Regions from separate parts of the Homo sapiens genome. Here region 2 is linked to region 1. A link is a loop called in an ENCODE intact Hi-C map of the cell type or tissue named here. Cell type or tissue: A673. All regions are shown on one strand. Links, peaks and the distances in the headings refer to the core of each region. The heading gives the core; the rest is flanking DNA. Region 1 overlaps TMEM196 (transmembrane protein 196). Region 2 overlaps ABCB5 (ATP binding cassette subfamily B member 5).

What was found. Hi-C counts contacts between places; a loop is a spot of excess contacts. Peaks named below come from ENCODE experiments on the same cell type or tissue, not always from the same donor. Only the 100,000 strongest peaks of a DNase experiment are listed, where the experiment ranks them.
Region 2: a loop joins it to region 1, with 2.7 times the contacts of the local background. A loop is called at or near these places in 9 of 110 quality-filtered maps.

The regions. Positions count from the first base shown.
Region 1 is chr7:19,744,858-19,760,751 of GRCh38, reverse strand. All of the region lies in intron 1 of TMEM196 (transmembrane protein 196), which reads left to right. The region is part of intron 1 of LOC107986774 (a long non-coding RNA gene); the gene reads right to left. Among named protein-coding and RNA genes, the nearest start is that of TMEM196, 21 kb to the left of the region's middle. In A673, for the core only: CTCF peaks have their summits at 5,844 and 6,045 (motif pointing left); a DNase peak (open chromatin) is centred at 6,031; H3K27me3 peaks cover 914 bases.
Region 2 is chr7:20,645,751-20,661,644 of GRCh38, reverse strand. It overlaps ABCB5 (ATP binding cassette subfamily B member 5), which reads right to left. Exons shown (of 28, transcript NM_001163941.2): 8 at 15,765-15,889; 9 at 15,507-15,684; 10 at 13,997-14,110; 11 at 13,567-13,677; 12 at 11,498-11,623; 13 at 10,022-10,225; 14 at 2,969-3,139. Among named protein-coding and RNA genes, the nearest start is that of ABCB5, 38 kb to the right of the region's middle. RefSeq lists an enhancer at 7,475-8,032. In A673, for the core only: a CTCF peak has its summit at 13,263 (motif pointing right); no DNase peak of the experiment used is centred there; H3K27me3 peaks cover 4,715 bases.

The sequences.
Region 1 (15,894 bases), core at 3,836-8,835:
TTCTGCTGCTTAATTAAAAAAGAAATATAGACAATGAGTAAATAATACACAAATTAAAATTAAAGATTGTGCTATGTTAAACAGGAAAATAGGCTGGGCGCAGTGGCTCACGCCTATAATCCCAGCATTTTGGGAGGCCGAGACAGGCAGATTGGTTGAGGTTGGGAGTTTGAGACCAGCCTGGCTGACATGATGAAACCTCGGCTCTACCAAAAATACAAAAATTAGCCGGGCGTGATGGCATATGTCTGTAATCCCGGCTACTTGGGAGACTGAGGAAGAAAAATCGCTTGAACCCAGGAGGCAGAGGTTGCATTGAGCCAAGATCATGTCACTGCACTCCAGCCTGGGCAATAGAGTGAGACTTCGTCTCAAAAAAAAAAAAAAAAAAAAAAAAAAGGAAAATATATAGGCTTATGAAGAATATAAAATAACTTTCTTAACAGTGGGAAAATCAGGAAAGCATCTCTGAGGAAGCAATATTTTCTCAGGAATGATGAGGCATTAGTCAGACATATAGAGGGAAGAGCATTGTTTCATGCAGAGGAATAGCGTGAGTAAAGATGCTGAGATAGGAAAGCTTTGGTGTGTTTCAGAAACTGAATGAAGTCCAGGGTGACTGAAGTATGACCTGAGGGGGAGGAGGTAGAAGGCATTGAGTGAGATAGTGAGCCTAATAGGGGTAAAAATTAGAACTTTATATACGTGCCACAACATTTAGATTTTTCCGTAATTATAAAAGGATCTATGGAAAACTTTTGAGCAGGAAATGGACAAGATTATAAAGGTCATTCTGGTTTTCAGTTTAGAAAATATATTGATGTCACACAGGAAGTCACAGGTGTAATTAGGAGGCTACTAAGATGTATGATACAATGGTTACTGCAATGAAAGCAGAGGTGGTAAAAAATAGAAGCACAGATAGTTACTTGATAAGACCTTGTGTTTTGTGTTCAATTTTATGCCATTATAGAGGGGATGTATTAAGAATAATTACCAGATTTTGAGATCAAGCAAATGATAGAATCGAGTTTCTGTTTAGTCTTTTGAGAAGTAGATAATTAGAAAAAAACTCTGTGTGCATGTGTGTGTGTGCCTGCGTGTGTGTGCGTGCATGTGTGTGTGTCTGGTGTAGGATGGGAGATCAAGAATCTGTTTGTGACCTGTGAAAGTAGAGATGCTTGTGAGATCAATATAGAGAGATGCTGTGGACTGTTAGATAAATAGGTCTAGAGTTCAGAAGAAAGGGCTGTGCTAGAAATATCAGTGTGGGAGTAATTAGTAAATACAAAATATTTTTAAGGTCATATGTTTGGTTGACACCACCGAAATAAAGCTTTTAGTTACTGTAATATTTAGAGAATGGATAGAAATGAGGAACCAGAAAAAAGGTACTGAGAAGTTTGGCCAGAGAGATATGCTGAGGACCAAAAGAGTGGTGTAAGAAAAGACCGAAGGAGAGACTTCCTTGTAAAATGAAGGCTGAAACATGGCTGTCATTGTTTGCTTTTGCAAGAGTAGCTGAAGTAAGGTAATGGGAACATAGGCCAGGCCAATGTGTGCTGAAAATATAATGAGAATTGAGAATCTAGACATTGTAAACAAGAGGCTTAGTGGTGAAGGGAGATGGGTTCCGTGTAGAGATAGAGCAACAGACTTTGGAGTCAAGGAAGTTTTCTGTTTTTAGGGGAGATTTTGGAACATGTTTACATGCCAATGTGAATAATGGGGTACAAAGGGAAAAAAATAAATATGTAAAGAGAAAAAGTCTTTGAGTAGGTGAAGGGTAATTGGATTTAGAGCTAAAGGGGGAGTTTTTTTTATTAATTCTCATCTTTGTCTACTGTAAAAAAAGAGAGAGCAAGTCAAGTATGAGTGAAGATGCAGGCTAAAGTATGACTAAGTCAAGTATGAGTGAAGATGCACATTAAATGGCCAATGCAGATACGAGTCTTGGACAGCTTCTGCTTTTTTGTGTAGCCTGAGACTCTAGCAGTCAATAGCTGAGGGTAAAGAAGGGATAGAATTCTGAGTACGTGTGCACTGAAAGCATCATTAAAATGTTTTCTCTTCCTATTGGTTGAGAATTATAATTGAGTCATGCAATGAACCAGAGATTTAGAAATAATTTATTCTAAATTCATCATTTCACAAATAAGTAAACTAAAGTCCAGAGAATCAGCATAGCTGGCTAGCTGTAGAACTAGGACCAGAGTCCAAATCATCTGTTTTTTTATTCTAACATTATTTCGACAGATGATTCAAAATATTAACTATCCTTAAAAAAATCTTTCAACCAAAAGGAAAATGCAGTTATCTGGCCACTACCCAAAACTGAACAGGAATGATCCCAAATTATTAGCAGTGCTAAGCCATAATGGAAATATAATTAGTATGTTAACAGATTTCAGAGGTTTCTACCTGTTTGGAAGTTTCAAAGAAATGGCTTTCTACACCAATTTTGGCATCTTTTCCATGGTGCTTTTCCAGACCAAATGAGAAATGGAAGCTAATTTTTAGAAGCTAATATTTTCCAAACCAACAAGAGCTATTGATCAATTTGGATAAGTAAGTGAATTGCCTTCAAGAAGGTTTTTTTAAAAACAGAGTCCAAAGCTCATTTATCAAGCAGTGAACATTCAAAACTTTGGACTGGAAATGTCAAAGTCATTAGGCTATTAACATTTGCTATCTGAGCATTTTCTTTTTAATTCAAATATATATGAATTAAAATTTATAAATTTACTACACCATTTGCCTGGGGTTCTTAGTAAAAAAAAAAAAAAGTATATATATAAAAATGGCTTCATTCAACACTATTTTAAAAGATAAATGCCTTTTAATCATCCTATATGTTTAAAAAGGTAACCTTTTTAATGCTTTTATTTTTAACCATGGATAGAGTACAGCATATTTACTAGTGATGGAGTGGGCTGTTTTCTAATATGAAAGTAAGAAACTAAAATATCATATAAAAGACAAGCAATATTAATTAATTTTATATACCAATCACTTATAATTAAAGTAAAATATTTTCTCAAAGGATCAGTTACTTTGGAGTAAAAAAAAGGAGTAACTTTAACTCATGATTTTGCTAATGTCTTTTCAGCTCCAGCCAAGCTATCTCACTAAACCTCTTAGACCCTCAGACCTACAGAATAGTCTTTTAGAGGGGACATGAGGGTTTAAAAAATACTAAGATGAAAGCATTGACTGGGCATCATGGCTCATGCTTGTAATCCCAGCACTTGGGAGGCCAAGGCGGGTGGATCAATTGAGGTTAGGAGTTCGAGACTAGCCTGGTCAAGTGACTAGGTTAGGAGTTCAAGACTAGCCTGGTCAAGTGAAACCCCATCTCAACTGGTGAAACCCCATCTCAACTAAAAATACAAAAAAAAAAAAAAAAAAAAAAAAGCTGGGTGTGGTGACACGCACCTATAGTCCCAGTTACTTGGGTGGCTGAGATGAGAGAATCGCTTGAACCTTGGAGGCGGAGGTTGCAGTGAGCCAAGATTGCGCCACTGCACTCCAGCCTGGGTGACAAACTGAGACTTCATCTCAAAAAAAAAAAAAAAAGTATCTACTGCAATATAAGATGCAAGTTTTGGGGATATTACACTATAGGTTATCAGAAAACTTATGCAGGTAAAAAGCAAACTGCCTTTAGAGCTAATTTAGGAAAACATTGTATTTTCTGAGTGATAAGATATTTGGGAAGAAACTTGTCTTTTCTTGACTTGTAGCCATTACTGGAACTGTGCCTCATCTAGACTTGCATGGTAAAATGTAGTAGCCAATAGCCACATGTGGCTATTGAGCACTTGAGATGTGGCTAGTGTGAATTAAGATGTGCTTTACACTATTCACCATAACAAAGACATGGAATTAACCTAATTGCCCATCAGTGATAGACTGGATAAAGAAAATGCGGTTCATATATACCTGGGATACTATGCAGACATAAAAAGGAATAAGATCAGGTCTTTTGCAGGACATGGATGGAGCTAGAGGCCATTATCCTCAGCAAACTAACACAGGAACAGAAAACCAAATACCACATGTTCTCACTTATAAGTGAGCTAATGTCTTTCAATAAGAACTTTTAATAAGAGCTCACTTTTAAAGTGAGCTAATAAGACATTAGCTCACTTATAAGAGAGCTAAATGATAAGAACATATGGACTCATAGACGGGAACAACACACACTGGGGCCTTTCAGAGGGTGGACGATGGGAGGAGGGAGAGGATCAGGAAAAATAACTAATGAATCTAGGCTTAATACTTGGTTGAGGAAATAATTTATACCACAAACCACCATGACACAAGTTTACCCATATAACAAACCTGCAGATGTACTCCTACACACGTAACTTTTAAAATAAAAGTTTAAAAAACAAAGATGTGCTACAGGTAAAAAATACATACTAGATTTCAAAGACTGAGTATGGAAAAAAGAATGTAAAATGTCTCAAGTCGTTTTATGTTGATTACATGGAAAAATGACAATACTTTTTATATATTAGATTAAATAAACTACATTGCTGAAATCCCCCTTTTGATCTTTTAATGTACTACTAAAAAGAATAGTGATATATGTGGTTTGCATTTGTGGCTTACATTAGATTTCTATTGCATAGCTTTTGTCTGAATACATTTTTTTTTTTGATCAAAAGAAATGAGTAGCTGGTCAGGAAACTTCATGCTTTTTTTTTTTTTTAAATAGAGTCTCACTCTGCTGTCCAGGCTGGAGGCTGGAGTACAGTGGCACAATCTTGACTCACTGTAACCTCTGCCCACCAGGTTCAAGCGATTCTTGTGCCTCAGCCTCCTGAGTAGCTGGGATTACAGGCATATGCCAGCATGCCTGGTTAATTTTTATATTTTTAGTGGAGACAGGGTTTTGCCATGTGGGCCAGGCTGGTCTCAAACTACTGGCTGCAAGTGATCTGCCTGCCTCAGCCTCCCAAAGTGCTGGAATATAGGCATAAGCCACCACGCCTGGCCTCACATTTTGTTTTGCTAAGACATTAACAATAGATGAGGAAAGTCTTTAAGACAATTTGTGTTATTTTTTGGCATATTCATAAACTGGAAAGGCAGAATTGGCTTATTTGCCTTGTAGTGACACCAGAAACAGGTGTTACAGTACAGCATTTCTCAAAATGAACCCTTAAATTATTTGTACCCATGACACAATACTTTCAATCTTATTTTTTTACTAGTAAAATCAAAGTCTCTCTGTTACTTTTTATTAGTGGGATTTCAAGTATAGTATAATCTGGCAAGTACCAAAAGTGTTCCAGGCAAGGGAAGACTATTTCCCACTTCTCCCACTGAACTGAAATTCATTCACTCATCGATCTATTCATCACCAAACATTCACTGAAATTTTTGTATGTGCACGTCTCATGTTAGTGATAAAGGTTTAATATATATTTTAATAGCAGTCGACCAGGAGGAGTTTAAAACCTTTTGCAATGACAGATATATAATTAATAATTACCAAAAAGTATGATCAGGGCATCAGTGTTAAAATATGCATTAAAACAATATTTTGTTAGATTTTGCCTAAGTAGAAAGGTTAAAGAAAGCATCACAAATAAAGTTAATAATTGCACTGAATCCTGATGTTCAAAAAGAAATTTTTCACATGGAAGGAGGAAGATAAACATTTATTAACACCTGCCATGTACCATAACCCAAGATTGAGCACTTTCACATGAATTGTCCCTTTAAGACCATAGTTACGTGATATTACCATTAGTCTCCTTATTCTTATAAAAAGAATGGAGAGAATCATTTCATTATAAATAATAAGTGCTGTATCAGCTGTGATTTTCATCATGGTAGACACCGAAGAAATGCCTGCTAAAAATGAGTGGGAAAAAATAGGGTTATATAGATTCGTGATCAGAAAATGTCAGAGCTGGGAGAGATTCACAATTTCATGTGATCCAACTGTCTCTTTTTGAAGATGAAGCCCAGAGAATTAATTGACTTGCTTAAGGTAAATAAATAACAAAGGAAGATAGAGTCGCCACCTAGAGGTTCTGTTCTGAATTGCAGAACTTTTTTTTTTCTTTTTCCTTTTTCTTATAGTTCATGGCCACGAGTAGTTAGTTGACAAGCTTTTAGCCCATGACTACAGAAAAGAATTTCATCAAAACCTGCACTCTGGCAACAACACACTTCAAACAATGCTCACGATGTATTGCAAGCTTTCAGATTACTTGTAAAAGATTCCCATCTGTATTCTACTGATTAGAGTTGTAATTATAATATTAACATTTAATCATATTCTCTTTTTGGAAATTCTGATGATTTTTTTCATCTGCTTCCAGTGAATCAATTTGACAAATAATTATTGGGCTAACTTTGAATGAAGCACTTGGCTGAGAATTTGAATATAAATAATAGACTGGACTCTGGATCCAAGGGCTTTAGAGTTGTTAGAAGAAACATACCTGCAAACAATAATAGATAGCGAGCACTTGAATTCTTCCAAGTGACTTATACCTACAATTTTATTTAACATTTACAGCTATTCTATGAAGTGTACACTGTTATGCATCTCAGTAAAGAGGAAACTGTGGAAAAATAAGTAACTTTCTCAAAGCCACACAGCCAGAAAATGGGAGAGCCATGATGCAAACCCAGTCAGTATGACTCCAGAGTAGTCATTCCTTATCACTAAGCTACACTACCTCCTACTCAATCCACATAAATATAGTTCAATACACAATAAAGTGTATGCAAATCCTGTGGATGCACAAGGAAGGTGAAGAGGGTCATAGATGACTTCATGAAAGATGTGCCTTCGGTGGCAAACCTGGAAAAACAAAGTAGAGAGAGCTTGAAAAGAGAGGAGGAGAGATATTCCAAACTCGTGGAGGCAAGGCCTATGAGAGCTTGAGAATGGCCAAGAGAATGTTGGTTTCTAAGCACAGAATGAACAGAAAGAAGGGAGCTTGAAGAGGTAGGCTTGGTCCAACTATGAGGAACCTGAGTATTAGACTATAGGATTTGAAGCCTTCTTCTTTAGAAATGAACAGGTACAAAAAATGTTTGAGGATAAGGGAGACTAGAATCAATTTATTTTAAGAATAATCACCTAGGGAATAGTGTGAAGAATTAGAGGCAGGGGGATTGTGTATGCCTTTAATATTAAAATTAAGAGTCAGAATGAAGGGAACACCAAGAGCAATGGAATTACGTGAAAAATTATAGATGCAGATTCGACAAGACTTCATGGGAGTCACGCTTTTAAAAACATGGGTTGAAAAGATTGGCAATTAAGTCGGACTTTCTGCCTGGGTTAAAGAGAATGAACATGTGCTGAGATCAGAAAAACAAAAATGAAGGCAGGTTTGGGAAGGGGTAAGAAAATGAGTTTAGATAAATTGTACCTCTTTGATTTATTCTGAGTGGGAGTAGGGTGCTGGTGGTGGTTATAACATAGAATAAAAAATAGACTTCTCTTTAAAGTGCTTAAGGGGTAGTAACAGAGATAATAAGCATATAAATATTTATGAGTCAAAACGTAATAAGCCACATAAAAAAGGTACTCTGAGAATTAGGAGAAAAAGATGGGATTTTATCTGAGCAGAGAATTTCAGATGGACCCTGGAGAATAGTAAGAATAAGAATAAAACTGTCCAAGAAGAGAAGTAGAATATGCAAAAAGGGATAAACTGAGAGTGTACAGAATAATTTAAGTGCACTTTGGCTGTAGAAGATCCACAGTAGACCAGTTGTCAAATTGGCTTGGAACCATCCATTTGGGCCCTGATGCCAGGCCAAGAAATTTGGAGAGACATTGATTTTAAAAATTGAACAAAAAGGCCGGGCGGGTGGCTCATGCTTGTAATCCCAGCACTTTGGGAGGCTGAGGCAGGTGGATCACGAGGTCAGGAGTTCGAGACCAGCCTGACCAACATGGTGAAACCCTGTCTCTACTAAAAATACAAAAATTAGCCAGGCGTAGTTGTGCGCACCTGTAGTCCCAGCTACTCGGGAGGCTGAGGCAGGAGAATCGCTTGAATCTGGGAGGCGGAGGTTGCACTAAGCCAAGATCGGGCCACTGCACTCCAGCCTGGGTGACAGAGCGAGATTCCATCTCAAAAAAAGAAAGAAAGAAAGAAAGAAATACATAAAATTAAATTAAAAAAATTGAACGAGAAAATAAGGCACTAATAAGGTGCTAAAAATCATACTAGGAATGAACTTAGAGTGAGTGATATTAGAGAAACTAAAGGCAGAGGGACTCGCTCAAAAGCCCTTAAATAATCCTGTTAAGGGCTGGTGAGGCCTTGAATAAAAGCTAAATTTCACTGTGGATATAAAAGTAATGGCACACTGTAATTAATGTGATGAAAATGACGTAGGAGGAGAGGGGAATCAATAGTGTCTTTGAGTTTTGAGAGAACAGTAATAAGAGTAATAGACACAGGAAAAGTGGTGAGTGGAAACAGGATTGAGATTCATGTTTTGAGTCTGAAGCTGACAATGTAAGTCTAGATCTCTTTCATTAACTGCTGTGCATCTGGCTACATGCACACTGAATTGCAAAATGATTGTAGGCTGAGCCAAAACTAGACATAAGCTTTTATGATGACCAACATCTTATGTTATTCTTTAGTTTCTTGGAGCATCGACACAATCTGAATATAACATTATGCTTTAAAACATGACATTCAGAAACAAGTATGATTGGTAGCATTTCGAAGACTTCCTTTGGAGTAAATAGAAATTAATACACAATTATTTTCCAGAAGACAGTCCACTTACAATCCTTGAAATCTTGTTAATTGTAGCTTAGTGTATTAGGGCCAGAGGTTGCAGAGAACAATGGTACTCAAATCCCTGAGTATATATATTGGTGTGATGTAGGAAAATCTGCCTCCATGGATGAGGAAACATGAGTATTCTGAAGCAAACATACACACAGTTTTGGTACAAGGGAAGATCCTGTAAATAAGAAAATAAAAGTATAAAATATTCTTTATAATTCTGTTAGGAATTCTGACACTGGTCTGTACCCATCAGATGCTCAAAAGTTATAAAATTTTAATAATAATTATTAACAGCTCCATTTATTTATAGTTTATTGGACATTAGAAATATACCAAAAATATCATAAGCATTATCACGTTAATATTTTTAACAGCACTTTTAGATAAGTATCAGCATACCTGCAGGAGTACATCCATTTTACCAATGGGAAAATTGAGAGTCAGAGACTTTAATTAGCTGCTATAAGTCCCACTTGTGTGTGACACAGCCAAATTTACAGCACATGTCTGTCTGACTCCAAAGTCTGTACTCTTAACCATTGTGTCATACTCCATTGGTTTCTTTTAAGCCTTGGTTCTAAAGAGCAGTGCTGGTTTTATATTCCAAACCTTTGTGGACAGCACCTATCAATTAACCTTTTCCCAGAATGAAAAATGTCCTGGAGCATAAATACGGTTCCACTAGTGCTTCAGAAACTAGCAGCTCAACGTGAAAAGCCATTGCAGATACCTCTCTCCCCTGTATAGTTGCATTCTGTTAGCTGTTGCAGAATCATCATGCTATCTATCTTGTCAAGGGAGAGGAATTATTTTCTCTTCCAACATTTATATTTCTTCTTCACATGGTTTAGTGGAAAAATCATGCCATTCTGCATCTTCCTATTTCTTCTCTAACAAGAAATATATAAAATAAAAATAATCATGACATCCTTTATTTCGAATCAGAGAGTCTTTCCTCAACAATGAGGGAGAAACTTCGAATGCATTACATTTTTAACCATTCCTCTTAACTTGATCCACATATTACAGTTACTCCTTTACAGATACCTTTGGAAACAAAACACTTTTCAAGGAAATAGCGTTGGGGAATTACAACCTTTAAAACCAATATTTTAAAAGATATAATATATGATTGTTCTTTTTCAGATATTCTGAAGGTATATTTTTGGTGTAGATTGTGCAAGATTCACTCTATTTCTGAAGGAATGATGTTATTTTTATTGAGTTCTGTAAAAGGATAGAACTGCCTATAAAGGAAATAAATTGCATAATGAATGGTACTTGTTTATAGACTGCTAAGCACTGTAGACCCCATATATTTTAATCTCTGTTGTCCTATTTGGGAGTAGAAAATGGCCTGGTCTCGGTAAAGCACCAGAGGACCACTGCTTAAAAGTATTTACAACCCCAGAGCAACTTTTCACCAGCTTAAGGCTGACATGTGTTAAGGAGTTCTTGTGAGATACGAATATGTGTAAGGACATAATAATGATTAAATACCTCAACTACTTGGAAATTTGCTAAAAAAAAAATCCTCTTCTGACTAACAGAAAAAGGTCTTCCAATTTATTCATTTGCATTGTAGTTTCATTTTTAACTGCCAAATAATAATTGTATATATTTATGGCTACAATGTGATGTTTTGATATATGCTTACATTGTGGTATAATTAAATCAAACTAAGTAAGATATCCATCACTTTGCATACTTATCTTTTGTGTGTGTGACAAGAACATTTAAAATCTACTCTTTTAGAGGAATGGGAAGTTTTGCTGACTCTTAAAGAGAGAGAAAGACAACAGAACGTTTTGGAGAGAATGATCATGAAAATGGCTGAGAAGCTAGGGCATGTTTTTCCTAGGGGAAGATCCAGGGTTAATGGTGCTCTTGTCTTAATGTGTAGACAATGGGTAGACATGCTGGGTATAAAATCTTCAGGCTTAATGAGAGAGAGAACTTTCTAACAATCAAAGTCATTTAGGATATAAAAGGCTGCCTTTGTTAATGGAAGACATTGATCCTAAACTGTGAAAACTTGTCAAGCAAGGAATGAGAGTAGTATAGTTATGCCAGACGAGTTATGATTGCAGGCAAGTTAAGATTGCATGACTCACTGACACTCTAATTTCCACTGCAGCGGGCTGAGCTTAGCCTCAATACGTAGGAGAATTGTTTGTGAGTGTTGTGTATTTGGAGGTACGAACTGTGAGTGAGGGAAATAAAGGAGACAACAAAAATAGATGAGAAAAATCTGGAGAAGTTGTTAATGAATACAAGGCTAACTTACAAAAGGCCTTGTTCTCTCCTTGCATTGAAAGAGATGATGGATATGTTCATTTGTTTCACTATGGTAACCATTTTATTATCTATATGTATCCCATAACATCATGTTCCATACATTTAAATATACACAAAAAAATTTATTTAAAAAAAAGAGCAGAACTTTCCAGGACATTTAGCATTGCTCTGGGTTATTACCAAGGGTTTGTGACATGCGCACAAAGCAAGATGAAGGTGTTTTCCCACTTGGATACTAATTTTGTGAATGCAAATCCCACCCACTTTATAGGTTACATGCTAAATGGATGGCTTTTGGGGAATCTGTGACTTAATTCAAATGAATCATTCACATAGTAGGAACTTAAGCCAAGAGAGGGAAATATTTTGATTGGCTCTCTCCGTATCACGTGTTATAAGTAGGTCTTCCTCCACTTCTAAGAAGGGTGGCTTCTCTTGGTTTATTTTTATCTTGTTCATATATTAACTCCTATAAATGTAAAAGCCATAGACCAATGGCCTAAATAAAGTGATCAGGACAAATTTCTGGAAATATTATACTTAGTATCCTATCATTTTTTACAAGTTTACTGTAGAAAATTGGAAAAATACAAAATAACAAAATGACATTAAAATTGCCAATAATCCTGCCACTCAGAGATAATCACTATTTACATTGATTCATAATAATTTTCTAGTTTAAGAATAAAATGTGCATAAAATGTTATATTCCAATATTTTATTAAATTGAAAATAGTCATATAAACATTTTATTGTGACCTAACATATGCTAAGAAAACATGATTTTAAGGAATAGTAATTTTTTATTCTAGTCTTCTGCTTTCAATTTCATATAATTATTTAAGGCAAATATTGTCTCTACCTCCTAAAAAACTTTCTGCCTTATCTCATTCTAGTAGACCACTCCAAATTTCCACTTGCCTTTTAGCTAAGCAAAATGTATCTTGATCACTATGAACTCATTTCTTTTACTTGTCTTTACGTTGGAGAGTTCAGCATTCTTAGAATTTTGATATTCCCTCCTGAAGTCTTTCTGTACATGTCTTCCCTTAGGCATAGTACTACCATCATCAGACGGAGCATGACACAGAGGAGGGTGGACATGTTTATGTCAGACGACTGGATTTGTGTCCTGCTTCTGCCATTTATGAGCTGTATACACTGCGTTTAAGCGGACAGAATCACTTAAATTTCTCTGAGCCTGTTTCTTGTTCTATAAAATGGACTGGTTGTGTGTATAGAGACAACACACTTAAAGTTCCTCGATTATTGTAAATGCATAGTAATAAGTTAATGCTCAATGATTATAATGTCTCTTCTAATTCTGGTTTGATAAGCTCTCATTCTTTCTAAGTTCTGTCATTACACTGTTTTTTTTTTTTTTTTTTTTTTTTTTTTGGACAGCCACAGTGAACATCTCTGAATCTATAAGGTTGAATGAAGGAAACCTTTATATTGTCATTATGTATAAACTTTGTTATAAAGGAAAACGCAAGGATTTTAACTTAGGAGATGCAGGATAGCATTGTAAGCAATGCCCCAGAAAATCATAATCATAATAAATAATAAATAAATATGCATGGGAGAGACCAGTGGAAATACATGTATTACATGGAAAAATTAATTAATTGAAGGAAGTAATCCTTTTTACAAATCACTCCCAGTTAGAGGTAACGATCAATATTTTAGTTGTTAATTAATTGGGAGCTACTGCCACCAAGTGGTAGGAAAGTACTTCTTCGGAGACTAGAATCCAATAACCTTTAGGGAGAAAAGCTCCCTCACCATACTGTGGACCCAAATGTATTCCATCCTATCCCATCGCATCACAATCACCCAAGATCTGATCTTCATTAAATAACCAGCAGCTGTCTTTGGTTTCTGTTACCACACTAACAAAATATTTTTCTGTCAAGAGACAAAACTGAAGTTTAGTTCTAATAGAGGAAAATAAAACAACCAAATACTGAGAGGGTTCAGGTAAAATCATAATTGAAAAATTCCAAATGAGGTTAGCCTCTAGAGTTAAAAAGGCTGAAGTTCAAACGCCAACTCTGCCACTTGCCTGCTGTATGACATGAAAAAAATGTATCTGAGGATCAGTTTTCTCAGCTGAAATATAGAGGTTCATTTAGATGATGTGTGCAAAATGTTTAGCCTAGAGGCTGTTACCTAGCAAGTGCTTGATAAACATTACTCCATTCCTTTTTATTATTGTAACTATAGATTGTGTTCCTCTTCCCTAAACCTAAATACATATTTAGTTCATTAAAATTATGACATATAATCAACTCAACTGTAAAGAGGTTTAACCTCAGAGAGTAAAAATCACCACAAACATAATAGGGATTTTCTTTTTTTTATTTTTATTTTTTATTTTTATTTTATTTTATTTATTTATTTTTTTGAGACGGAGTCTCGCTCTGTCGCCCAGGCTGGAGTGCAGTGGCGCGATCTCGGCTAACTGCAAGCTCCGCCTCCCGGGTTCACGCCATTCTCCTGCCTCAGCCTCCCAAGTAGCTGGGACTACAGGCGCCCGCCACTACGCCCGGCTAATTTTTTGTATTTTTAGTAGAGACGGGGTTTCACCGTTTTAGCCGGGATGGTCTCGATCTCCTGACCTCGTGATCCGCCCGCCTCGGCCTCCCAAAGTGCTGGGATTACAGGCGTGAGCCACCACGCCCGGCCGGGATTTTCTATGATTTACCTAATTCCAAAGAAAGAACTACAGTGTAAAAGACAGAAATGAAAAAATCTCATACGTTCTAAATCTAGATCAGGCAGTAATAATTCCTTCCTGCTGAGGTTCTGAGCAAGGCAATTAAGCCCCCTTGAACCTCGTCTAACTCAGGCAGTGCTATAAAATATACAAATCAATTAATTATTTTGGAAGGTGGCCCAAAATACAAAATTTGTATGTGGATGCCAATTATAATTTTATGCAATACAAACCATAAAGAGTTATCTGCTATGATCTTTAATCAAAAGAAAAGTAAAAATAGTGTGGTTGTCTCTTTGGTTATAGAAAGCTGTTATCTGGAATTCTGGATTCAGTAGCCTTAATTAACCAATTCATGCATATAGCTATGAGTTCAGTAATTTATATTCACAACAATAAATATCCCAGGACACTGAAATAGCCTAAATTGACTTGTTTTATCAAAGATGAATTACATAGTGCCACATATACGTCACTGAACTCCAATTCTTCGAAAATTGAGCATCTACATTTCTTTGAAAATTGAGCATCTAGCCACGTGGTAAATTACAATTAAAAAGAGAGTCGGTATATTTCATAGGATTCTACTTCAACTTCTTGCCAGATTTGTACCAGTCTTATCCTCTGTACTCCCACGTGGTACTCATTTACTGACTCCCTAAACATTTCCCGTTTAACGGACCTCATTTATGTTATGAGGAAACTTAAGCTATGTTGTGGACAGCTCTATTGATTAGAAATTATTTACTGATGATCGGTTAAAGTCTTCCTCTATATAACTCCTTTCCATTGTTCTTGGAGCTAGCATTTAGATTCAGAAATAATAGGTAACGTTTTAGACTACCCCAATTTCCCAGGTAGGTCAAAGAACAGAACTTTTAGTAGTATTAGCTTCAACCTATGAATGTGCATGTCCTGCAGCACAAAATGTAGTTCTTCTGTGTATCTCACCTTTCAGCAATCATGTATTTTTATGACTTAGCACTTTAAAATAAATAAAATATAGGTCCTCTGAGTTATTTGATTTTTTAAAATCTGGATATCAATCAGAACAAAATGCCAAAAGACCATAATTTTTATTAAAATAACCCATAGAATACGCCAATGGACAATTTCAATTAGGAGCAGATGACCATGGAAGTGGCCTTTGTCTCCTAAGGTTTGATGTCCTCTCAGCATCCCCAGTACTGGCTCACTGGGTGCCTCCAACAGGATGTGGGATGGAACAGGGCCGGCATATTAGATGAATTATGCACCAGGAAGAAGATTCGTGCTTTAATTTTCCTCTTGTACTTCTTTATTTTCTAGCCATGTCTCTTTGAAAATATTAACTTATTTTAGCTGTGTTAATAGATAAATGGAAATAAATTTATTCTAGCTGTGTTAGGCTTTATCCCCAGCTGGGCAAGAGATACAGTGGGAAGCCTAAGTGTGATAGTGATTGTGAGGGAAAAAAAGAATCTTCAGGGAAAGGTGAAAATTAAGGTGACAGGCATACTCATTATCAACCCTTCCCTCCCAGTAAAAATCTTTTTACTGGGAGCAATTTATAATTGATCTATTAAATAGAGTATTTTGTGACAAGGTGTTTCCAATATACTTAGTGCTAATGTGAAACCAAGAATAGTTGGCCCTCCCTATGCGCAGGTTCTGCATCCACCAATTCAACCAACTGCAGATTTTTTAAAAATTGAGAAAAATGATAAAAATAAGAGTACCACAATAAAAATAATACACATAGAAAAACAATATAGTATAACAACTATTTACATAGTAGCATTTATATTGTCTTTGCATTAAAAGTAATTTAGAGATAATTTAAAGTATATAGAAGAGTGTAGGAAGATGATATGCAAATAGTGTGCCTTGTTACATAAGGGACTTGTGCATCATCAGGTTTCAGGATCTACGGTGGTCCCAAAACCAATCTCCTGCACATATGGAGAGATGACTGTAATGGGCACAATAAGGAATAATTAGGAAATCCCAAGCTTCAATTGTCATTAAAATTCTGCCACTGATTTGCTGTTTTGTTGTTGTTGGCTTTTTTTGTTTTGCATCTTTATTTCTCTACACACAAAATAA
Region 2 (15,894 bases), core at 10,895-15,894, 890 kb before region 1:
GATAACTGCTTATCCCAGGAGGCGGAGGTTGCAGTGAGTGAAGATCATGCCACTGCACTCCAGCCTGGGTGACAGAGTGAGACTCGGTCTCAAAAAAAAAAAAAGAAAAAGAAAAGAAAGAAAGCAAAAAAGAATATTTCTGGTCTTAGAAGTATCCTGGATCACACTCATCGAAGTCCATCCAACAATATCTGTTGGCTGTTTGTTAAGGGCCAGCATTGTTCTAGAGGTGGGGATGCTGCAGTTAATCACTCAAAGCCTTCACCACCAGAGAGTTTACGTTCAAGTGGAGAAAGAGAGACAATAGCAAAATAAACAAACATATACGTTGTGTGTTAGCTAATGAAAAGTGTGAGGGTATGTTTAAGAAGCAGGCATTGTTGGGGCGAATGGTAGGAAGGGAAGTTCCAGAAGGAGCTTGGAGCCCAGCTCCATAGAGCCTTGTGCTTACTGTAAGGAATGTGGCTTTTACTTAGAGTGAGGTGGGGAGTTATTGGATGATTTGAAGTTGAAGTACGATGTCACCAAATTTTCATTTGAATAGCAACACTTGGCTGCTGTGTTGAGAACAGATTGAAGTGGGCATGGGCTGATGCAGAGTTAGCTACTGCAATAGTCCAAGTGAGGAAAAGGGTGTTAGTGCCTTCATGTTGCTGTTTAGTTAGAATTCACCCCTGCCCTAAGAAACTGCTGACCTGATTTTTTAATACCATTGATTGGTTTCACAGGTTCTAGAACTTTGTATAAGTGGAAGATAAATGACTAATGGAGAGGAGGGGATGGAAGGGATATGTGAGGGCAGGTTGTGGAGTGAAGTGGGTATAGATTCTATCACCAGGGAGGAGGGATACACTTCATTATGTCTTCTTTCGTTGGTTAGTGGCTTGCAGGATATTTTGAGCAGCATAAAACTGTTAACTGTGTGGGTTAGGCTGTATGATATAACAGAGTCTGGGGCCTCTTAGACAGCTGATCAGGAATGAGACCTGCTGGATGTCCTACCTTTCTTACCCAGGGCCCCCTCCAAGGGCTTGGTTCCATAACTGCAGTCTATGGTGGTGAGAGGAGAGGGCTGTCATGGTGCTACAGCTTCCATCACCCTGCCTGTATTTGAACTCTCCCCTTCTCCATAAGCCATTTTCCAATAAACTGAAGAGTATATGATTAATCTAGTTTACTGTGCTACTTTTCATCCTATTGGTTACCCTTTATCCTGACCCAGCAAACCATACATAAAGCAGTTTCACACCTATTTCTACATTGATTTAATCTCTTTCTCCTTTAAACAACTGAAAAACAGGGACAGTAAATGAATTTTTGAAATAAGTTAAATTCCCCCATAATTATGCCACATAGCTGTTATTATTTTCATATATTGCCTTCATTTTTTTCACAGTTGCTATTTTGTGTAATTTTGGAATCAGTTTACAAACATTCTGCATTCTTCTTTTTTCACTTTTGATAGATGTTTCATATTAACCAATAAGAATAACATTTATTAGTTTATCATGTCACCAAGCAACTATTTATTTTAAAAGTCTGAACTAGTTTTGATTACCTAAAGTGATTACCAGTGGATGAAAATACTGCGGGCACAACATGAAACCTTCTAAACAATCAGAGAGCCTATTACAATACATTTTTTAAAATCTTATGTAACTGGCCGGGCGCGGAGACGCACACCTGTAATCCCAGCACTTTGGGAGGCCGAGGTGGGCGGATCACCTGAGGTCAGGAGTTTGAGACCAGCCTGGTCAACATGGCAAAACCTTGTCTCTACTAAAAATACAAAAATTAGCTGGGTGTGGTGATGCACGCCTGTACTCCCAGCTACTCAGGAGGCTGAGGCAGGAGAATCGCTTGAACACAGTGGGCAGAGGTTGCACTCAAGCATGGGTGACAGAGCGAGGCTTGAATATAGTCTAAATACAGATCCCTGTCCTAGTTACTAAGTATAAAAAATGAATAAAATATTAGTCCTGTCTTTGTATTTTCTGTACCAAGATGAACCAAATTGCCGAAGTGTCCACAGTAAACAAAGATTATTTATCACACAAGCAACATGTGGCATTGTTATTATGGGAGGGAAACAAGCGTTCAAACTTGCACAATCTGATTTGCTACTAAATAATAGTAACTAAGAGATTTTTCAAGAAGCAGTGGACATTTAGCCTGCCAGTATCCGTTTCTGGTTCCATAAAGTCAGCATTTTAAAAAAAGAAGCCTGCGATTTTCTTAGAGAAAAAAAAACGCTTAACTCACTTCCAAGCAAATGCAAAGTAAAATGTGCCATTAAGCCTTGTAAGGGGTCTGAAGGCTCTGGTTTATAAGGGAGTCAGGCCATCGAGAAAACTGTTCAATGGTTTTTCATACCGCCACTGCCAACTCCCCTCCTAGATTCAGTGTAATTTGGTGCAGGGCCACAACTGCATATGGCCTTGAGGTATGTGCAGTAGCTCATAGGCAGCAGGAGGTCAGGGTGAGGTTTGAGGGGCCAGAGCTGTCGAAGGGCGCTGGTTCAAGGTCAGCGATTCTCCACTTGAGGTGAAATTAGGTCAAAATGAATACCTGGGGGTATCCTAAAGAAGAAAAGTGGTCAGAGAAGAGAATCCCACAGGTGTATGTAGAAGAAGCAAAGGGTGGGCATGGTTATAATAGTGATGATAGTGGTGGGCCACTCTAGGGAGGTGGAAAGTGCAAACCACTTGGAATGGAGGTATAGACTGGATGATTGCTTGTGTATCAGCCTCATGTATATATTTTTACACCAACCAACCACAGCATCTCCTTCTGTCCTCTAAACCACTTCCTATAGCCATCACGTAAGTTCTCAGTGGATTAACATCCTGCCTTTATACCTTAAGAGGGCTCTCAACTTGAGTAATCTATTACAGATCTATACTTTCTTGTACTTCAAAACAATAATGAACCAGGAGTATGGAAATAAGAAACGTTTCTGCTCACTTACCTTCTCCAGTGCAGCTTGAACAGCTGACTTGCTTTCTGAATCCAGGGCAGACGTAGCCTCATCTAAAATCAGAATCTTGGGGTTTCGAACTAAGGCACGAGCAATTGCGATCCTCTGTTTCTGCCCTCCACTCATTTGAGCTCCTTTTTCCCCTACCAATGTATTAAATTTCTAATGAAAAATAGGAAAGAAGCACAGAAACAGAAGGCAGCGTGATCAAATGGTTAGAACAGGAAATGACAATCCCAGTTGTGTTTTAATATCAGCTTAATCAGTACTTCAGCCTCTGGGTGCTTATGTCTTTTGATTTGTTCTTTGTGAAAACAAACCGCTGTAAAAAAAAAAAAAAGAGCCCAAAGAAGAGAGGACATAAGAAAAATTTGGCTAGGACTAAAATAAATTAGACCTCATTATAATCAAATGTATTTAGAAAAATTAATAATAATTTAAACTAATGTCCAAATCTCTTTTAGATATTTTTAGAATGCTTTGAAATCTTTAAAAGAACCACTGTAATACAAATACCTATTTTCTGCAGTGTTTATTAGCAATTTGGTATGTTACCCACAATTTCCTTCCTGGATACTCTGAAAAACAGCATGAAAAAAAATTGCTACCAAAACAAACTTTCCCCTAAAACGTTTTTTCCATCTTGAGATACTTTTTAGGTGTTCTTTTGATTTGTTTTAAAATAAATTTATCTTTAACAAAGTAGATATTTTGTCTTCCATATTTGTGGTAGGGGTAACTTCTAGCGCCCAGGAAACATGGCTAGTAATATTCTACTGGGTTACGTCCCTGATTCAAAGTTTATTTCTTCACGGAGATAAATTTAAATATTCTTTCTAAACCCTTAATTTCTAGAGATTGATCTTCACATTTAAAAAATCAGGCTTTTTGAAGAAATTTACACACAATAAAATGCATCCATTTTAAGGATATAAGTCTATGAGTATTGACAAATGAGTACACCCATGTTACCACCATACCAATAAAGATATAGAACATTTCTGTAGCCCTAGTAAGTTTCCTTATGTCACTTTTTTCAGTCAAAACCCATACCATGCCTGCAGATACCGCTGATTTGATTTTTATCACTATACATGAATTTTCCTGGATCTAGAACTTTATGTAAATGAAATCATACAGTATGTACTTCTTTGGCTTGTTTCTTTTACCTAGCTTAATGTTTTTGATATTCATCCATGTTGTATCAGTTGTTCACTCCTATTTATTGCTAAGTAGTGTTCCACACAATGCGAGTTTACCTTGGGTTGCCAGATTTAGCAAAAACAAACAACACACAAGAAAACACAAAGCTGTTACATTTGAATTCAGAAAAGCAATGAGTTTTTTTTAGTATAAGTATGTTTTATGCAATATTGCTAAAAAATTATTCATTATCTGAAATTCAAATTTAACTGGGAATCCAGTAGTTCATCTGGCAACTCTAGATCTATCACAATTTGTCCGGGTGTGGTGGTTCACACCTGTAATCCCAGCACTTTGGGAGGTTGTGGTGGGTGGATTGGTTGAAGCCAGGAGTTTGACACCAGCCTGGGCAACATGGTGAAACCCTGTCTCTACAAAAAATACAAAAATTAGCCAGGTGTAGTGGCATGAGCTACTCAGGAGGCTGAGGTGGAAGGACTGCCTGAGCCTGGGAGCCTGGGAAGTCGAGGCTGCAGTGAGCTGAGATTGTGCATTGCACTCCACCCTAGGTGACAGAGTGAGACCCCATATCAAAAAAAAAAAAAAAAAAAAGAAAAAGGAAAAAGAAAAATTAGATCTATCACAATTTGTTCATTCAACTGCTGATGAACACTTAAATTGTTTCCTATTTTTGGCTATTATAAATAAAGCTGCTATGAATATTCATGTACAAGATATTTTTGTGGTCATGTTTTCATTTATTTTGAATAAATACCTAGGAATAGAATGCTGAGTCATAAGTGTATGTTTAACATTATAATAAACTGCCAAATTGCTTTCTAGAATGATTATACTGATTTCACTTTTATTTGAATGAATGAGAGATCTAATTGCTTACATCATCACCAAAAGTTACATTTGTTAGTCTTTTTAATTTTGGCCATTCTAAGAGTGTAAAATGGTATCTCATTATCGTTTTATTTTAGAGTTCTCTGGTGACTAATAATGGTGCATATTTTCAATATATGTATTGTTCATTTGATTCTTCTTTTGTAAAATGTCTGTTCAAATTTTTGCCCATTTTTAATTTCTATTTTTTGTCTCCTCATCAAGCTATAGCAGTTCTTTATATATTCTGGATTCATGTCCTTGTCGGACATGTATATTATAAATATTTTCTTGTGCTCTCTGTCTTGCCTTTTTGTTTTCTAAATGATGTCTTTTAAAAAGGAGGTTTTAACTTTAGTACACTCCAGTTTATCTTTTTTTTATAGTAATGCTTTTCAGTCTAAGAAACTTTTGCCTCTCTCAAAGTTACAAAGATTTTTTCGTAAGTTTTAATTTTTGAAGTTTACGCTTTACAATTTTGGTACAAGGTCTATGGCAAATTAATTTTTGTGTGTGATGTAAAGTAAAGGTCACATTTTATTTTTTCCACAAGGATAACCATTTGTTCCAGCACCATTTGTTGAAAAGATATTTCTTTCCCCCACTGAGTTCCATTCGCCTTGTCAAAAATTAACTTAGTAGATATTTGTGAATCTATTTCTGGTCTCTCTGTTCCATTGTACTGATCTATACAACCATCATTATGCCACTACCACGATCTTAATTGCTGTCTTAAAATTAGATATTTAGGTCCTCCAGCTTTGGTCTTTCTTTCAAAATTGTTTTGGCTATTGTTGGTCTTTTGAATTTCCAAATAAATTTTGGAATCAACATGTCAGTTTCTACACATACACATAAAAACTGGTGAGATTTTGATTGATAAAGCACAATATTTATATATCAACTTGGAGAGAATGCAAATCTTTAAAAATATGGAGTTTCTAAATCAATGAATAAGGTACTTTCTATTTCTTTAGATCTTTTCATGTCTATCAGCATAATATAGTTTTTACTAGAAGACTTGCACGTCTTTCATTAAATTTATTCTTAAGCATTTTGTCTGTTGATGCTTTGTGAATACTGCTTTTTATTTTAATTTCATTTGTAACTGTTGCCGTTATTTAGACATCTAGCTTTTTTTGGGGGGCTGGGGGGAGGTGCGGGGGAGCAGAGTCTTGCTCTGTTGCCCAGGCTGGAGTGCAGTGGTGCTATCTCAGCTCACTGCAACCTTTGCCTCCTGAGTTCAAGTGATTCTCCTGTCTCAGCCTTTCGAGTAGCTGGGATTACAGGTGTGCACCACCACACCCAGCTAATTTTTTGTATTTTTAGTAGAGACAGGGTTTTGCCATGTTGTCCAGGCTGGTAACAAACTCCTTTCCTCAAGTGATCCACCTGCCTCAGCCTCCCAAAGTGCTGGGATTACAGGACTTTATGTCAAAAAATGCCCAGCTGTTTATATTTCCTTATTAACCTTTTAATGTCCTTAGAATCAATAGTCATGTACCTTCTTTCATTCCTGATACTGGCCATCTCTTTTCTCTCTCTCTCTCTTTTTTCAGCTTTGCTACAGTTATACTTTTTTTTTTTTTAATCTTTTCAGTGAACCAGCTTTTGGTTTCAGTAATTGATGTTTTTCAGTTTTTGGTTTTACTGATTTCTACTGTAATTTCTATTTACTTAGTCTTGCTTGTTTTGGGTTAATTTGCTCTTCCTTCTCTAGTTTCTGTAGGTGAAAATTAGGTTTGCAGACTGTAGATCTTTTTTCTTTTCCGAAAATAAGCATTAAATACTATAAGTTTCTCTCAGAGCAATACTTTAACTATATCTCACAAATACTAATACATTGCAATTTCATTTTGATTTAGTTCAGAATAGTTTTTCATTTTTCTTGAAATTTCTTTTTTGAGATATATATTCTTTAGAATTGTTTTTTGTGATTTTTCAAATATTTGTGTAGTTTACTTATATTATGGTCTGAGAACATATTTTCTATGTTTTCTATTATTTGAAAGAGCTACAGTTTTGTTTTGTTTGTTTTGATGGCCCAGAATATTGTTTATTTTAGAGAATGTTGCGTGTGCACTTGAGAATGTATTCTGCTGTTGTTGGCTGGAATGTCGTATAAATGCCAGTGAAATCTAGCTGCCTGTTAGTATTGTTCATCTATATTCTTACTGATATTCCACCTGCTTGTTCTATCAAGCACTGAAGGCCTCAACTAAAGTTGTGGATTTGTCTTTCTCCTTTCAGATGTATCAGTTTTTGCTTCATGTATTTTGAAGCCCTTTTCTTAAAGAATAAACTTTTAGGATTATGTTTCTTGCATACAGGCCATATTTTTCTGTTTCTTTGCATGTCTGGTTTTTGTAAATGATGTACTGAGTACTGTAATTGTTGTGTTGAAGAGACTCTAAGTTCTGTTTTCTTCTGAAAACAAAAACAAAAACAAAAAAAAAACAGTGCTGATTTTTGTCTCTAGTAGGCAACTCAAGCACTGACTGATCTTGAACTTGTGCAATCTTCATTTTAGGTTTCCTTGGGGTGAATTTGTAGAAAGCCACATAACTTGGCAGAACACAACCTCCAAAACCTCTCTTCTCTGGGCATCTTGTCATGGCTTGGTCTCAGGGTTTGTTAGGGCAGGTAGATCTTACTCTAAGGTGTGGTCCTGACTCCTAAGGTGTGGCTTTTTTGGTGTTTTAGCTACTTGCCTGGGGGGTTAAAAAGGTGTTAATGTGATCTCTCCATTCCAGCTGCGCTGCACTTTCAACGCCCCCGCAGCACTGCCTGACTTCTATCCAGTGTTCCGCTTGCAGCTTTATGGCTGCCACTCTCTGGTGAGCCTTGGGTAGGTAGTCTTATCCTCAGACAAGGATTCCTGAGGGATGCCCATACAGACTGGGCTTCTGCCCCTGCCTCATCGCCACAGGTGATTTCTTATCACCTTTCCAGCTGCCCAAGCTGCCCTGAAATTTGAGCTTTGCCTTTCAGCTCAGTGTTCCCAGACAGAATTCATGGAGTACCTTTATGAGATTCCTCTCTGTTAGGAATCAGTCTTTCATTACCTCTCATCCAATGCATGGAAATGACTGCCCTTGGCCTCATATGTTTTATCCAATTTCATGGTTGTTTATGAGTGAAAGGCTAACCAGTATCAGCTAATTATTATACATTAATTTTAAAATCTGTGTATATTATAAGGGAAGTAATGTTATACATTTTTTTACAATAGCTTTCCCCAATTTTTTACCTACCTAAATTAGCCACTTCTGGAACTTTCATTCATTATTGTGTTTCCTCATTTTTCTGGTTAGCTATGGCTGTGGAATTTAGGTTTCATCATGATAAGCTACTATCTTTAATTTATTTTGGTTATATCTTCTGAATTTATTATTAGATTTATAGCAAGGGACATCTTTGTGTAGTATTTGGCTTTTGGTAAAAGCAAGTAGTAACTTACAGGGTATGATTTAAGAGGCATCAGAAAGCTCCCTAATTCTAAGTGGGAAATGAGAGCATTGATGTTTTAAGGAAAGGAAGTCATTGAAAGGGGCAAAACATCAACAAAAGGAAATGTGTGTTCCCAAAGATTTAAGAAGCACCTTAAATCTTTAATGATTTTTTTGGCCTAAATATGTCCTAATTATGATCCTAAATAATGGGGACAAGAGACAATTACTGGCATAACAAATTTTTTAAATTAAAAACCAAGAATAAAATTATTACAGTCCGTCAAGTTTGGTTTGTGAAATATGCCCATTAAAATAAACATTTCTGTTATTGTGACCCTCTGGGATGGTGGAATTTTATATGTATTTTAATTGCAAATCTCATCCTTTCATATGTAACAAGGTGCTCCGCACAACAATTTCAGGGGATGCTGAGGATCTAATACTTCAGGAAATATTTTTAAAAAAAGGCTTTACAGCACCCCATTAATTCTAAATACCCATTAAGATCTCGTAAGTCTGGTTAACAATAATTTTAGCTTACTATATTGCTTTCCAAATATGATTTCACTCTTTTGGGGACTATATTGCTTTCCAAATATGATTTCACTTTTTTTTCCCATAAAGTCTCACTCTGTTGCTCAGGTTGGAGCGCAGTGGTGCGATCTCAGCTCACTGCAATCTCCACCTCCCAGGTTCAAGTGATTCTCCTGCCTCAGCCTCCCTAGTAGCTGAGACTATAGGTGTGCGCCACCACACCCAGCTAATTTTTTTGTCTTTTTAGTAGAGATGAATTTTCACCATGTTGGCGAAGCTGGTCTCAAACTCCTAACCTCAGGTGATCTGCCCACCTCGGCCTCCCACAGTGCTGGGATTACACGCGTGAGCCACCGCACCCGGCCTGATTTCACATTTCTTATGCAATGTTAGCTTCCTGTGCTTTAAAAAATGATCATAGTTTTTCTTGTGGTTTGTCACAGAACCAATCTGAACATTGTGTGTATGACTTTCCCACTCTCAGCCACAAGATGGCCTCGCAAATAAACATTTTAGACATAATTTCTCAGCTTGGTCTGATGATTTTGTTTCATATTTCTTTGTTATGCTTTAACATATCTTTCATTTTTTTCTTTTTCAATTGCAGAACAAAATATGATTCTTTTCAATCTGGCCTTTCAATGATGCATTTCTTCTTTTGGTTGTTACTATGCATTCTTCTCTACAGATGTTTCATACAGGAGTGTCCAATTTTTTGGCTTCCCTGGGCCACATTGAAAGAAGAATTGTCTTGGGCCACACATTAAATACACTAAAATTAACAATAGCTGATAAGATTTTAAAAATCACAAAAAAATCTCATAATGTGTTAAGAAAGTTTACAAATTTGTGTTGGACCTCATTCAAAGCCATCTTGTGCCACTGGTTGGACAAGCTTGTTCTAGGACAATCCAGAATTTAATCACACCCCTACTATTCTGCATCAGTTGTTGTTTCATTACCTTATATTGGAATGTCGCAGCGCTGCCACCATAAGCTAAGGACACAGGCTGCACAGTGTACTCACATTAGGAAACTCCATGATAAAATCATACGCATTTGCTTCCCTTGCTGCTCTCTCCATCTCTTCATCAGTCACATCATCTCGTCCATACTTGATATTGTTACTGATGGTGGTCCCGAACAAAACAGGCTCTTGACTAACCACTCCAATATGGTCTCGATAATGCCGCACATTTAAAGCTCTGATGTCATTCTCATCCACCATGATCTGCCAATCCAAAGAATGAACCATGTTGTGATGCCTTTTACTGTATTGATTTTAGGGTTTTTCATACTAGACCAAAATATAAGCTGAGAAGTAGCATATTTTAGAAATCAAAGACTGACTATATTTTGATAAAATATTTCTAACATATATATTGTCCATAGACTTTTTCTGGTAGATGGGCACCAACAAAACTGCAAAAGAATAATTGGCCTAAAACCTTGCCAGATCATCTGATTATCTTTATTCTAAGATCCACAAGTTAGATATTATAAAGATACATACTCTAGGTTCCGCAAATGTTATTATGTAGACACATACAAAAAACTTCAGTTTTGGATGTGACCCTTACATTTCTTCTAGGAAATAGCCGCCATTATTTCAACATCTCACACCTCTGCAAAAGACAAAAGTGTCTCCTATTCATTGCTCTACATGATAATAAGTGACCTCTGGCTTCTCCACGGGTGGTGCCATTGCCAATTACCCCAACATATTCCCGTGACAGAAGCCAGGGTTTGGTAATTCTAACTCATAGAGTCTCTATTTCTTACCAACCCTTGTTTTCTGTCAGGGCATGGATATTCTATGCAACTCTTTTATACACATAACACTCATCTAATAATTTATGTAGTCACATGGGTCTAGGATACTCCAAATGAAAACTATGAAGTAAAATTTAAATAAAGCCAGGCTCTAGGGGAGTAGATTTTCTTTTAAAAATAACTGTTGAAACTTTGAACAGAAGCATTAAGAATTAATCACTTTTGAATATCACTGTCTTATCCTCTATGCCACTTACAAGGCTGAGAAAGTTAAGTGCAACACTGTAAGCTCCAAGAAAAAAAAAAAAGGAAAAGAAAAGTGGAGATGTTTTCTACATCATTCTTCTGGAACAAACTTTGAAATTCTTGATAGGTACTGGGTACAGATGTTAATACGCTATTTTTCTCCACAACATTCCCTCCCTTCTAACATACTATATAATTTACTTATTTTTTTATTGTCTGCCTCTGATTATTAGAATGTAAACTTCATGAGGGCAGATTTTTATCTGTTTTATTCACCTAGGTATTCTCAGAACCTAAAACAGTGCCTGACACATAGTAGGCTCTAAATAAATATTTGCTGAGTGAATGGATACAAAGGAAAGAAAACAATATGGCTTCTCTCCCAGCTCTACTGTTGAAAATGAAAAGTTACAGAGCTGCCAGCCCTGCGGTGTTTCCAGATTCCATTAGGTGGACTGTGCATGGTTTTGCTAGCTGCACTTACAAAGCCATCATCCGGATCATATAACCTCTGCAGAAGCTGGACTACCGTACTCTTCCCACTGCCATTGAGACCGACCAAGGCGACTGTCTCTCCAGACTTAATTCTGAGATTCAGACCTTTCAGAATCTATTGGAATGTATGGAGGGAAAATCATAAAACCACAATAAGAAGATGATGGACACATTTTCAGAAAATGAGTACATAATTATAACCAAAAACAAATTCTTCTAAAAACAAATTTAGATCTTGTTATGTTTGTTTCATGTACATGTGTAGTAATAGCCTGAATAATTTCAGAAAATAGTAGTAAAAGAATCTATCATTATCTCTCTATGTAAAGAGAACTAAATTAAGAGTACTTCAGAATATTAACTAGTAAACTGTTCACATTTTCAACTAAAATATTTTATATGAATTTTGACTATCAAGTTAATGAAAGTCTTAATTTGTAACAAGTAAATGAGATCTTGCCAGATATTTTCACAAGCTATTTAATGAAGCTCCTCCTTAGGACATACTAACATAATTGCAAAGCATATTCTAAAGGAAAACAGCTGGCAAAGTTTCTTAGTGGCTCCCGATAGATGAGAGTTTATCATTAGAAACCTTGGTGGGCTCATGGTGACCCATGAGGGAACACTTTAAACATTTTCTCAATGACTGGGGTTGCTACAGCATTTAGTGTGCCAGGGACCTGCAATGTGATTGAAGCCTCACAATAATTACCCTCTCGAAATGACAACAGTGATCCTGTTGAGAAATTCTCACCTATCTTTGCTTGCATCTGTATGTAGTTAGCCCTAAACAGGGGAATCTCCCTTTGAATTCTCTTGCTTTGATCTCACCATTTGTAAAGCAATGGACCCTTTGCATAAGCCAAACATAAAACCTTCAGAGGGCCAAGCCGAGAAAAGTTCTCTGAAGGAGGTGAGAAATCGGGGACCACCAGTAGGAGTACCTCTTCTCACACCTGCACTTTTACTCTAGATTTGGTTTCTGGTCATTCCTTGAAAGAATTTATTTATTTAAAATAGGTGGACCCCCCCAAAATTTCATTCTTTAGTTTAACAAAAAGGGTTATGTTTCAAAAGTTCATTTTAAAAATAGTTGTTTAAAACCCAAAGAACACTTTCCCATGCAATATAATGGCACAATTGGTGCTGAAGTCCCTAGGAAGCCAATCCAAATACAGTTGCAAAATGTAGTTTGAAATACTGTACAGTTAAGAAAAATGGTGGAAGTCAATACTATACCAATAATGGTAATCGGTAATTAAGTAACAACTTTCAAAACTAAAGAGCTTTGAAAAGAGAATTTCGATCAAAGTTTTAATCAGAAAAAAAATAAGGAAGTAGGAGTAGGTAGGTCTTTATACAAATTCTGTAGCAGACATTAGAAATTGATCACACTAGTAATTTTATCTATTTCACTTAAAATCATGTCTTTTTCTATGAAGCCAGTGTTTTATTAGTAATCGCCTTGTGCAATCTTTAACAACAACTACTTTTTTGGTAAATACACTAATGAAGTGAAAGGGGGAAGACAATAAAAAAGACACACATTTTCACAAGAACTTGTCAAAGACTGAATGATGGAGTACGATAAACTGCGTGTGTGTGTGCGTGTGTGTAAAGGCGATAAAGTACTAGCCGCAATTGCTGCTGCAGTAAAAGCCCCAGGAAAGGAAGAAGGGAAAGGCACATGTGCATAATTCTCCTAGGTTAGAGAGGAGGGGGTTAAAATGAGTATGTTGAGTGGGGTAGCATCTAGGAACCACCAACAGGTGGCAGCGTCAACCCAAGACATTTAGGTGTGTTCCCAAACCCAGAGTAGAAGAATTTCACGGAGCTGAAAATGCTTTAGTCAGTTGAATATAGAAAGAATGCTGCAAAATATAACTAGTTGATCCAGAGTTATTTGTCCATTATTTATCTACCTCCTCAAGTCTCTAAGCAAAGTAGCCAAAATCTTGGAAAAAAGTGATCCTAAGTAATCATGTCAGAGAAGATCTTGGCCAGTAGAAGATAATATCAGAAAACTGCACAATTGCGTAATTTGTTTTAACCTACCTTGATAGATGGTCTTGATGGATAATTGAAAGAAACATTTTTAAATTCCACAGTTCCTTCTATGGATTCAGGTTTATATCCAGCTGTGGAAAAGTTATCTATACTGGGTTTCTTGGAAAAACAAAGGAAATGTTATAAATCTTCAAAGGAGTAAACTGACAGTCTCTACATTTTAAAAATAGTATAAGGATGGTTTTCTTCCATGACAGTTTCCTTTCTGCTTTAGAAGTGCATTGAGTTAGACATGAAGGTTTCAATACAACACAATCTCCTCTTAGAAAAGAATTAAAGGCAGTCTCTCTTTCCCATAAACAACTGGCCAACATTAAATTTGTCCATCCTATTGTTTTAGTGAAAATGAGGGTGTATGTTTTTTTGTCTCCTTCTTGCAGTAATGATAGTTATTCTTCAAAGCAATAAGAGGTCTTACCTTATCAATAACCTGGAAAATATGAAAGGCAGCTCCTCGGGCTATTGCGAAGGTTTCAAAGTGAGGGACTGCTGCTCCAATGCAATAACTGCTATGGATTACACTAAAGAAAACCTACAGGAACAAACAAAGTGATATTTATCTTTCTGCAGTTATATAAGAAAGACAATAGAATGTAATATATAATTATTGGTTTAGGCTCACAGAGAGATATTAGAGGAATTAGGTAAGAAAGAATGGAAGATATGACCAAATAAAAAAGAACACAGATTACACTTGATCTTAGCCAAAAGGCCGAGAAGCAATAGAAACACAGATTAATCCAAGTATCCTTGGCCTTTTCCTAATAAGGAACAACTTTTGATTATCTCATAGTCTTGTGGTTATCACATGCTGGGATGTGTGACCAGAAAAATCTGCTAACTGAAGTGTGCTGACCATGTATAAACCCCATGGTGAGTTGCACTCCCCTCCTTGTTGGGTGACCCCTTGAACTTTAAAAAGAAAAATTCAGTAGATTTTATTGGCTCAGAGACATTGTACTGTTTTCACTCAAACCGTTTTTGAATTTTTGTATTAGGGGACAGCTGTCCATTTTAAGACAGACTCATCTCTGCAAAAAGTCAAATAAGAAAAGAATCCCTCAAGCTAGGAGCTCTTACTCCTATCATATAGATGAGGATGCTTAGGCTTAGTAAGCCAGATACCCAGCCACACATAAATTGAGGAGCAAGGATGAGTGAAAAATCGTTCATGCTCACATTTCACTTTATATGAAATAAATGAATAGCTAAAAGTCTTAATTATGAATGCCTCAAATTCAAAAGATGAATTTAATGGAAAGAAGAGAAATCTGTAAGAATGGAAAGGCCAAACAAGGATCAAAGTATAAAGAGCAGATCATTTTGGTTCCTCAAGACAAATGTTTCTTAATCCTGAACTGATCTGTTTATTGTAACTTAAGAGGATAACTGAATAAATTATTATTTAACACATAACCCATAAGAATTTAAAAGTCTCCAAACTGTGATACTGGACAGAGCTATATGTAGTCTGTTTTTTAAATTACTACATGCTGAAAGGACAGAGGAAGAGGAGGTGAGTGTAAACTCTACAGACCATTTCCAGAGAGAAGACATTTAGCAAGGTGAATGCAGAACTCCGTCTGATCTCAGCCCAGATGAAAGGAAAAGTCTCACAAGAGAATGGCCTTTTTCACTGCTAGATTAACAAAACTCAGTGTATTTCCCAGTGGGGAATTCAATTATGATTCTTCCAAAAGCGGAATGCAGATGCTTGACACAGCGAGGACACTAAAACATGCTGGATGAATAAATGCTGTCAATTCATAACTATAATTTAAAGGTGTATACAGATAATTTGAGGGAAACAAATATTTGTTTAATAAAAACATCCATCTTTGAATATTTATCTTCAAAGAGGAATTTTGGCTAAACTAGGTAAGGAAAGATTATCCAGGCCTGACACCTTGTTCTCAAACAAGACTTACAGCAAGAACAGTCCCGATGGTATATCCAGGTTCTCCATTAAGAATCAAGGAGGTTCCATACCAAAAAGCAAGTCCATAGGTTCCATTCATAAAGAAGTACACAGCACCAAGAGACACTTTTGAAGCTATAGTCCTTTTTATGCCAAAATCCTTTGCATCTTTGAGATTCTGTGTATACCTTACAAAAACAGAACACAACTTAGTAGCCACTGGGGAAAATAAAACCAAGCATATCTTGTTATATTTAAAAGGAAAGACCTTTGAAGTTCTTTCTCCTGGGCCCTAAAGGCTATGACTGTTCGGATTGATGACAAGACTTCTTCTGCCACAGCCCCAGCTTTGGAATAGGCACTTAATTCCTTACTGGTCAATGAGATGACCATCTGTA